Regions from separate parts of the Homo sapiens genome. Here all the other regions are linked to region 1. Evidence: chromatin contacts called from ENCODE Hi-C or POLR2A ChIA-PET data. All regions are on one chromosome and are shown on one strand. The core of a region is the stretch at or near the end of the contact, and the rest is flanking DNA. Distances in the headings are between cores, read along the strand shown.

Region 1 (2,678 bases), core at 77-2,576:
TGGGGTCAGCCACAGTGGGTAATTTGTACTCACAGAATATCTTCAGTCTCAGGAGCTCCTTTTGGGTTCCCTGAGCTCCTGACTTTTCAGGTTCTAGTTATGTCTAACTTGGTCTTGACTGCTCATTTGCGGGTCAGGACAGCAGAAGCTGTCTGTTTACTACAGTAGATGTAATTCGCATTTTTGGACACAATGACCAGTGGAGATTACACAACCCAAACTGCCCTCATTCCCCAACATGTGCATGGACAGAGTGGGATGAAAGTGCGCCAGGGTGGTGGGAAGCCCCAGGGATTCTGGTGGCTAGCCTAGCTGTCTACAGGATGGCAGAGTTCCTCTTGGGCAGCTCATTTAATCCCTCCACGCAGAACTGTTAACATCTCTGTGCCATTCTTCAGTTAAATGAGAACCTAACGCAGGCCTGATGCATGGCTCAGATTACACAGCGGATGTGAAGAGGCTTTGGGAACATATCCTCTCTCCTAAGGACAGGGAGGGGATGCTAGTGTGGGGTGCCTGCGGTGTTGCATGCAGGTCAATGAGAACAGTTACCGACACACAGACTTAACCCGAGTCCTCAAAGATGTGTTTTATTATTATTTTTTCATCCTTTAAACATGAATCTAAATGCTGGCTTAAAATCAGGATTCATGCATAAACGGCTTCCCAGTTTATTAACAATACTGGCTGTGACTTTTTGAGTTCAGTGTTGTGGGCCAGGCACTTAAATTATTATTTCGAATCTTGCCAATGGTACTTTACATTTGAGCTCTTGCGTACCCTGCCAGAGCAAGGATTATAACCTTAATTTTTTTTCTTACCCCAGAACTTATGCTCTTAACCCTATTCAATGCTGTCTCTCTCTTTGGCTAAGAAAGACTTCTGAGGCAGATGGAAGGAAGGAAGGAAGGAGGGAGCGATACAAGGAGAGGCTTTCCGATTCCGTAATACACCTGGTTGTGCAAAGTTCACCTCTACATATAAAGTTTTTGTTTTCCAAGTCATTGAACCGGCGACATATTCTACCGGCCATTTTGGTTGTGGCAACCCCAATTCCCTTGATTTTTTTTTTTGTGACAGCAAATGGAATTAGAGTAGGCCGCCCTGCCCGGGCTTTTTAAGAAACCCCAGCAACCCCCCCGGGTAAGGAGCGCCGCTCTCCCGCCCGCCGGTCCAGGGTGTGTGCGGTTTCCAGCACGGCCTCCTCCTTCGCCCCACTCTGGGTTCGCGGGTCGGCGCCGGCGGGGCGGGGCTCGGCAGGGCCACGCTGCCACGCCCAGCGTCTCCACCCCCTCATTTAAATACGCGGCGCCGGCGAGTGCGTCGAGCTCGCCGCGGACTCAAGATGGCGGCGTGTGGACGTGTACGGAGGATGTTCCGCTTGTCGGCGGCGCTGCATCTGCTGCTGCTATTCGCGGCCGGGGCCGAGAAACTCCCCGGCCAGGGCGTCCACAGCCAGGGCCAGGGTCCCGGGGCCAACTTTGTGTCCTTCGTAGGGCAGGCCGGAGGCGGCGGCCCGGCGGGTCAGCAGCTGCCCCAGCTGCCTCAGTCATCGCAGCTTCAGCAGCAACAGCAGCAGCAGCAACAGCAACAGCAGCCTCAGCCGCCGCAGCCGCCTTTCCCGGCGGGTGGGCCTCCGGCCCGGCGGGGAGGAGCGGGGGCTGGTGGGGGCTGGAAGCTGGCGGAGGAAGAGTCCTGCAGGGAGGACGTGACCCGCGTGTGCCCTAAGCACACCTGGAGCAACAACCTGGCGGTGCTCGAGTGCCTGCAGGATGTGAGGGAGGTGAGGAGGTGGGACGAAGCCGGGAGGGCCAGGCCTGGTGCGGGCCCGAGGGTGTTGCCGGCCTTGGAAGCCGCTGACGCCGGTCGGCTGCTTTCCTTGCTTCCTCTGTGCTGCACTCGCTCCTTCCCTCTTTGCTCCTCACTCCCAGGCGCTTTCAGGGAAAAGGATACCACTCCCACTCCTTCTTTCCCCCGCCCTTATTTCCCTCCCTGTTGCCGGGGTCTGGGACGAAAACCTGGGCTCCTGGCCGCAATCCGCCGAGGCCCAGAGCGTGTCTGTTCGCTCCTGTCTTTTGTGTGATGCTCTATGCAGAGTGTCTCCTCGCCGAAGATCAGTTTAGGATTTTGCCATCAGTTTCGACTAGGACAATTTGTGGCAAGCCATTTAAACATAAAAAAATGCCTGGCGTACTTAGGCTGTAAAGAATGATCTGTTTATTAGCAGTAGATGTAATTCGCAAATCCATATTTTTGGTGCTGAAATTAATGTATGCTTTGTTTTCTTCACTTCCTTTGGTCAGTTGTATTGAACCCCATGTTTAAGCTGTTAACTCCCAGTGACTTGGCGCCCCAAAGCTTGAAAAGTTGGGGAAGCGTTTGAAGCTGTGTTTGTGACTGGGTTATGGGATCTTGCCTTTCTGAGGTCTGAATGTGATTTTAACAGTATCTCTTAATGAAATCTACATTTGTCGTTGCTTGGTGTGATTCAGTTGAGTGACATTGATAATTTATAATCAAGTGACATTGATAATTTATAATCTAGGTTTAATGCTGCAGACCATAATGACAATTCTCAAAGTTTGGGAGCAAATCTGACAGTAGTAACTTTTTCCAGAGGTGTAGGTATATAAAATTAGCCCTAAAGGTGGACAAATAGAATGAAGCTACCACTTGAT
Region 2 (2,678 bases), core at 87-2,586, 830 kb before region 1:
CAGTGTTCAGCTTCTGGGATGAAGCAGTTGTGGAACCAATCAGACATCATCCACACTTTTTTGTTCCACCTCCAATAGACTGGCAGATGGTTCACGTATTTCCCGTTAAGTGCTTGTGGATTTTGGGTTCTTTACACCATTAGGAGTTTGCACTTTAGTCGCTCTTGGCATTGGCGCACAATAACAAGGGTGCATGATCCTGGCATGATTTAAAGCCAGGGGCTTTGGAGGCCGTTTGCATTATATAGGTTCGTTTGCCAACATCCTTGTAAAATAAGCCAGTCTCATCCGCATTGAAAACCTGCTCTTTCACATAACCCTTTTCCTGTATAACACTTAGCAAGTATTTTTAAAATTCTTCCGCAGCCTCCTGATCTGCAGAGCTCGCCTCACCTGCAAGTTTAACATTTTTCACCCCGTATCGCCTTTTGAAACGCGCGAGCCGGCCAGCACTCGCCGAGAAGGGCTTAGCATTTCTTTGACTCTGGGTAACGTGACCACAGATATCTTTGGCTTTCAGCCTCACCACAATGCTGTCCACTATGTTTTTTTTAATCGATTGACATCTCATGAATCCACAAATTTAGCCGCTTTTCCATCTTTTCCATCTTTGTCATAGCTTCATCACGCACGATGGAGGTCACTTCAGCACTATCCGGAGCGGCCTCACGGACAGATCGGTGAATTTCCTTTTCCTTTTTCTTGATGTACCGGATTGTCGACTCGTTAACATTGAGCTCATGGCCAACAGCACTGTAACTCATGCCTGATTGGAGCTTATCCAACACGCGGACTTTCTCCGTAAGGCACATCACGGTCTTCTTTCGCTTAGGAACACTGGGCAGAGCTTAAGCACTACGCTTGGGGGCCATTTTAGAAAGCAAAACCACCCACAAAAAGCAGAAAAAAAAGTGTCAGTAAACAGACTGCGGAAAGGACTCTTTGTTTACAGCACAGGAGCTGCGACTAGAAGGCGGCGCTTCTCCCAGTTCAAACTTCAGCTGGGAACCTTACCTCCGCCAACTCCAAATTTTCACCCTCTGCGCATGCCCGGGAAGAACCCCAGACAGTACCGTGATGATTGATTTTAGGGTTACAAATACATTTTAGCAAGTAAGTGAATTTGGCATTACGAATTAATGATTAATGAAGGTCACCTGTATTTCCATAGATATGTAATTTTATTTAAGCAGGTTTATTATATTAAGGCGGCGAGGCAGCGCCGAAGACTACAAGTTCCAGCATGCACCGCGTCCGGGCGGGTTCGGGCTCCCAGCGAGGGCTTCAGGGACGCCAGCCCGGAGGCATCGGCCGGAAGTGTCGTAGGGCAACCACGTAGTACTCTCTGCGCATGTGCAAAGCGCTGTCGGGGGCCGCCCTAGCTGCCGTCGCCGCCGCCGGGGCTCTATGGTCTCTCCCTAGAGCTTTGCCGTTGGAGGCGGCTGCTGCGGTCTTGTGAGTTTGACCAGCGTCGAGCGGCAGCAACATGGAGGAATTCGACTCCGAAGACTTCTCTACGTCGGAGGAGGACGAGGACTACGTGCCGTCGGGTGAGCGATTCCGCCTGAGGCGAGAAGCGAATTGCCCCGCCCCACGCCTCACGTGAGGCGCGCTCTGCCCCCGCGGGCGTCTGCCCTGTGGCCCAGGTGGTCCAGGGGGGCTCCTGTTCTCGAGCGTCCGCTCCCTCAGGCCCCTCATCCTCGGCCGCTCCGGCCCGAGGCGTGTGCGCGTGGCGGTTCTGTGCTCCCCTCCCGTTGGGCAGCTCCGGCCGCCGCCCCCTCTTGCAGCGCGGGAACCGGCACATGGACACGGCCCCTTGTCGCTAGGGACGCTCGTCGGTCAGCCCCGAACGACACCGCTGCTTCAGAAGTCGGGGCGGCAGTCCGAGCCTTGGAGGTTTTTTTCAGCCCTGGCCCGAGAGAGCTGCTGGCCACCACCCCGTCCAAGATAGAGCTGTCCGCTCTCCGCCTGGTTGTTAGAAAGTTCTGATAGAAAGTTCCCCCTTTGATGCTTTTTGCCTCATTGTGACGTCCACCCATCCTCTCCTCTCAGAACTTTCTTTCCTTAGGGATCTCAACCCGAACGGGGTGAGAATGAATCTTACTGAAGAAATCTTTCTGTTCCCCCTTCTTGGTCTTCCCCAGACAAACCGTCTCGTTGAAAGTATCTTCACCCATTCACATCTTCAGTTGAAAGACTAGACAAACAAGAAACAAACAGACTAACAAAACACAACCCAGGAGTCGTCCCTATTCTCTTTGTTTTACTTTGTTCTGTTCTGTTTTATTTAAAGACAGGGTCTTGCTGTTGTCTAGGCTGGAGTGCAGTGATGCGATCTTGGCTCACTGCAACCTCAGACTCCTGGGCTCAAGCGATCCTCCCGTCTCAGCCTCTGGAGTAGCTGGGACTGCAGGTGCAGGCTGCCACGCCCGCTAATTTTTTAAATTTTTTTTTTTTTTTTTTTTTTTAGAAATGGCATCTTGCTATGTTGCCCAGGCTGGTCTCGAACTCGTGGGCTCAAGTGATCCTCCCACCTCAGCCACCCAAAGTGCTGGGATTACAGGCATGAGCCACCGCGCCCCGGCTAGTGAAGTATTTCTAAAAGGCACGTTGAAAACTAGCCATTCCATTCCTGGCGCGGTGGCTCATGCTTGTAATCCCAACACTTTGGGAGGCTG
Region 3 (2,678 bases), core at 111-2,610, 540 kb before region 1:
GTTTCAGTGAGCTGAGTGCCACTGCACTCCAGCCTGGGTGACAGAGTGAGACTCAGTCTCAAAAACAACAACAACAGAAAAGAAAATACAAGATATAAAAATTTGAGTGATGTAGTTAAAGTAGTATTTAGAGGAACAGTTACATCAATAAATTGTGTCTGGCCGGACGCGGTGGCTCACGCCTGTAATCCCAGCTACTCGGGAGGCTGAGGCAGAGCACTACTTTAACCCAGGAGGCGGAGGTTGCAGTGAGCCGAGATCAAGCCACTGCACTCCAGCCTGGACGACAGAGCGAGACTCCGTCTCAAAAAAAAAAAAAAAAAAAAGAAAGTAAAGAAAAGAAACGGTACAATACAAAAATATAGTATTACAATCACATAGGACCACCATTTTACATGAGGTCCCTCGTTGACAGAAACACTGTTACGCAGAGCGTGACTGCACCAGAATCATGGGAAAACTTTCGTATTTCAAAGTAGTGAAGAATTTTGGGTGCCCCAAACGGAAAGAACAGTAAATTCCACCCGAGAGAAATTTAAAACGTCAAAACGTATACATGGCAAAATCTACCAGCGAGTAAAATCAAAAGATAAATGAAAAAATATCTGCTGCTCACATAAAGTACCACCGGGTTGTGAGACCTTAGGGAAATCACTTTCCCCTTCTGAACCTCCCGTGTTCCTGGGATAGCGACGGAGATGATAACGCTGGAAGTCACGGGGTGGATGCGAGGATCAGGGGAACACCTCACTGAAGACCCTCTGACAAAGGGATCACGGTTCTCCTTCACCACCGGCAACTGACCAGGCTCCAGTCCTTCCTCCACCCACGAGGCACCGGGCATCGGGGCGTGGCCAGGTGTGTCAGGCCACGCCCCCACCACGCCCCGGCGGGGCCTCGTCCCGCGCGCGCGCGCCCGCCGGGGCTCCAGAACTCGCTCCCGCGCGGCCCGAGCCCTTCGCCGCCCGTCTGAGGCGCATCTCCTGACAAAGAGAAGAAGGCGAAGCCTCATAGCCGCCCTTCCCTCCGCCGTCCCCGCCCCCGCACGTTCGGCCAGGCGTGCCCCGCCGGCCCCGTTCAGAGGCGAGCGCCGGGCAACCCCGGACGCCGCCCTGAGGGTCACTGCCGCCTACGAGTAGCCGAAGTTTGGGCTCCCACCCTGCGCGGGCACGAGCCCATCCCTCATCTCCTTCCCCTCGGCCCCAGGCCGCGCGGAGCTACCTGGAAGCCCCTCTCGTACCTGGAGGGGCGCAGCCTCCACTCGTGGCCCAGTGCCACAGCGGGTCACGGCGCAGGGCGGCGAAGACGCGCGGAGACGGGGGCTCTGTCACCCACTCGCCGCTGGTGGTGGGGGAAGGGCGGCCACCGGCGCGCTCGCAGCACTGCACATGCGCAGAAACAGGGGCGCGGGCCGTTCCCAGGGTCCTCGGAGGGGTGGACCATCCACGTTCGGGACTACATTTCCCACAAGCCTCCGGGGCCGCGGCTTTAGGGACTCTCAGGAAAGTCTTCGCCTTGTTAGGCGGTCTGATGAGCCGACCAAAATAATCTCCTTAGCCTGCACTGTTTTCTTTTTTCCCAGAGTGGGTCGTGAACTACAATTCACCACCTCCCCCTTAAATACAACAACTTGGCTTTTAAACATTACACAAATAATCTATAACTGTATTTAATTAGAATATATGTACAAAATAAAGTATCCATAATCTCACTTTCTAAAGATTAACTGCGTATAACATTAAGTTCGCACTTTGATTTTTTTGTTGTTGTTACAAAACTGGCCATAAAGGTATCATGTGCTGCAACTAGCTTTTTTCCCTTTTTTCCCAGGCCACTTTGTTGAGGTATATATATTTGTTGAGATCTATATATTTAAGATGTACAACTTGATATCTACATTTGTGAAATATTCACCATAATCAAGCTAATTAACATGTGCATCACCTCACATAGTTATTTGTCTGATGAGAACACTTAAGATCTATCTTCTTAGCAAATTTCAAGTACACAATATTGTCAACTATCGTCACATAGCTGTGCATCTCCCCAGAACTACTCATCTTGCATAACTGAGACTTTGTACCCCTTGACCACCATCTTCCCATTTCCCTTCACCCTCAGTTCCTTTCATCCTTTAGAACAGTTTTAGGTTCACAGCAAAATTTGAGCAGAAAATACATTGAATTCCCATATAACCCATGTCCCCCCAGCACACACAACCTCCCCAAAGTTGATATCCCACACCAGAACAGTGTATTTGTTACAATTGGTGAACCTACAGTTAAATATCAGCACCTGGCCAGGCTCAGTGGCTCACACCTGTAATCCTAGCACTTTGGGAGCCTGAGGCAAGCAGATTGCTTGAGCCGAGGAATTTGAAACCAGCCTGGCCAAAATGGTGAAACCTCATCTCTTAAAAAAAAAAAAAAAATACAAAAATTAGCCGGGCATGGTGGCACGCACCTGTAGTCCCAGCTACTCGGGAGGCTGAGGTGGGAGGATCACTTGAGCCTGGGAGGCTGAGGTTTCAGTGAGCCAAGATTGTGCCACTGCACTCCAGCTTGGGTGACCCTGTCTCAAAAAGTATAAATTAAAAAACAAAATCATTGGCACCCAAAGTCCATAGCTTACATTAGTGTTCACTTGATGTTGTACATTCTATGGGTCTTGACAAATGC

Evidence for each region. A loop is a pair of places that touch in the nucleus more often than their neighbours do. ChIA-PET counts read pairs that join two places held with the same protein, here RNA polymerase II (POLR2A). Pooled maps may share reads with other maps.
Region 2: a map of naive thymus-derived CD4-positive, alpha-beta T cell shows a loop between it and region 1 (16-fold over the local background). The contact joins the promoter of CFDP1 here to the promoter of GLG1 in region 1. A Hi-C loop is called at or near these places in 2 of 168 maps with a recorded cell type or tissue (both naive thymus-derived CD4-positive, alpha-beta T cell), 1 of 37 single-sample maps with no recorded cell type and 10 of 50 pooled maps. POLR2A ChIA-PET finds 5 or more read pairs at or near these places in 2 of 52 experiments (OCI-LY7 and activated CD4-positive, alpha-beta T cell).
Region 3: a map of B cell shows a loop between it and region 1 (26-fold over the local background). The contact joins the promoter of ZFP1 here to the promoter of GLG1 in region 1. A Hi-C loop is called at or near these places in 4 of 168 maps with a recorded cell type or tissue (B cell, CD4-positive, alpha-beta memory T cell and naive thymus-derived CD4-positive, alpha-beta T cell) and 11 of 50 pooled maps. POLR2A ChIA-PET finds 5 or more read pairs at or near these places in 1 of 52 experiments (T-cell).

The regions. Positions count from the first base shown.
Region 1 is chr16:74,605,762-74,608,439 of GRCh38, reverse strand. It overlaps GLG1 (golgi glycoprotein 1), which reads left to right and starts at 1,326. Exons shown (of 26, transcript NM_001145667.2): 1 at 1,326-1,783. The coding sequence starts at 1,346. RefSeq lists silencers at 1,156-1,345, 1,576-1,755.
Region 2 is chr16:75,432,161-75,434,838 of GRCh38, reverse strand. It overlaps CFDP1 (craniofacial development protein 1), which reads left to right and starts at 1,336. Exons shown (of 7, transcript NM_006324.3): 1 at 1,336-1,550. The coding sequence starts at 1,487. RefSeq lists enhancers at 730-1,297, 841-1,350 and a silencer at 1,661-1,900.
Region 3 is chr16:75,147,206-75,149,883 of GRCh38, reverse strand. ZFP1 (ZFP1 zinc finger protein) reads right to left here and starts at 1,360. Exons shown (of 4, transcript NM_153688.4): 1 at 1,241-1,360. RefSeq lists a silencer at 770-1,139 and an enhancer at 1,500-1,549.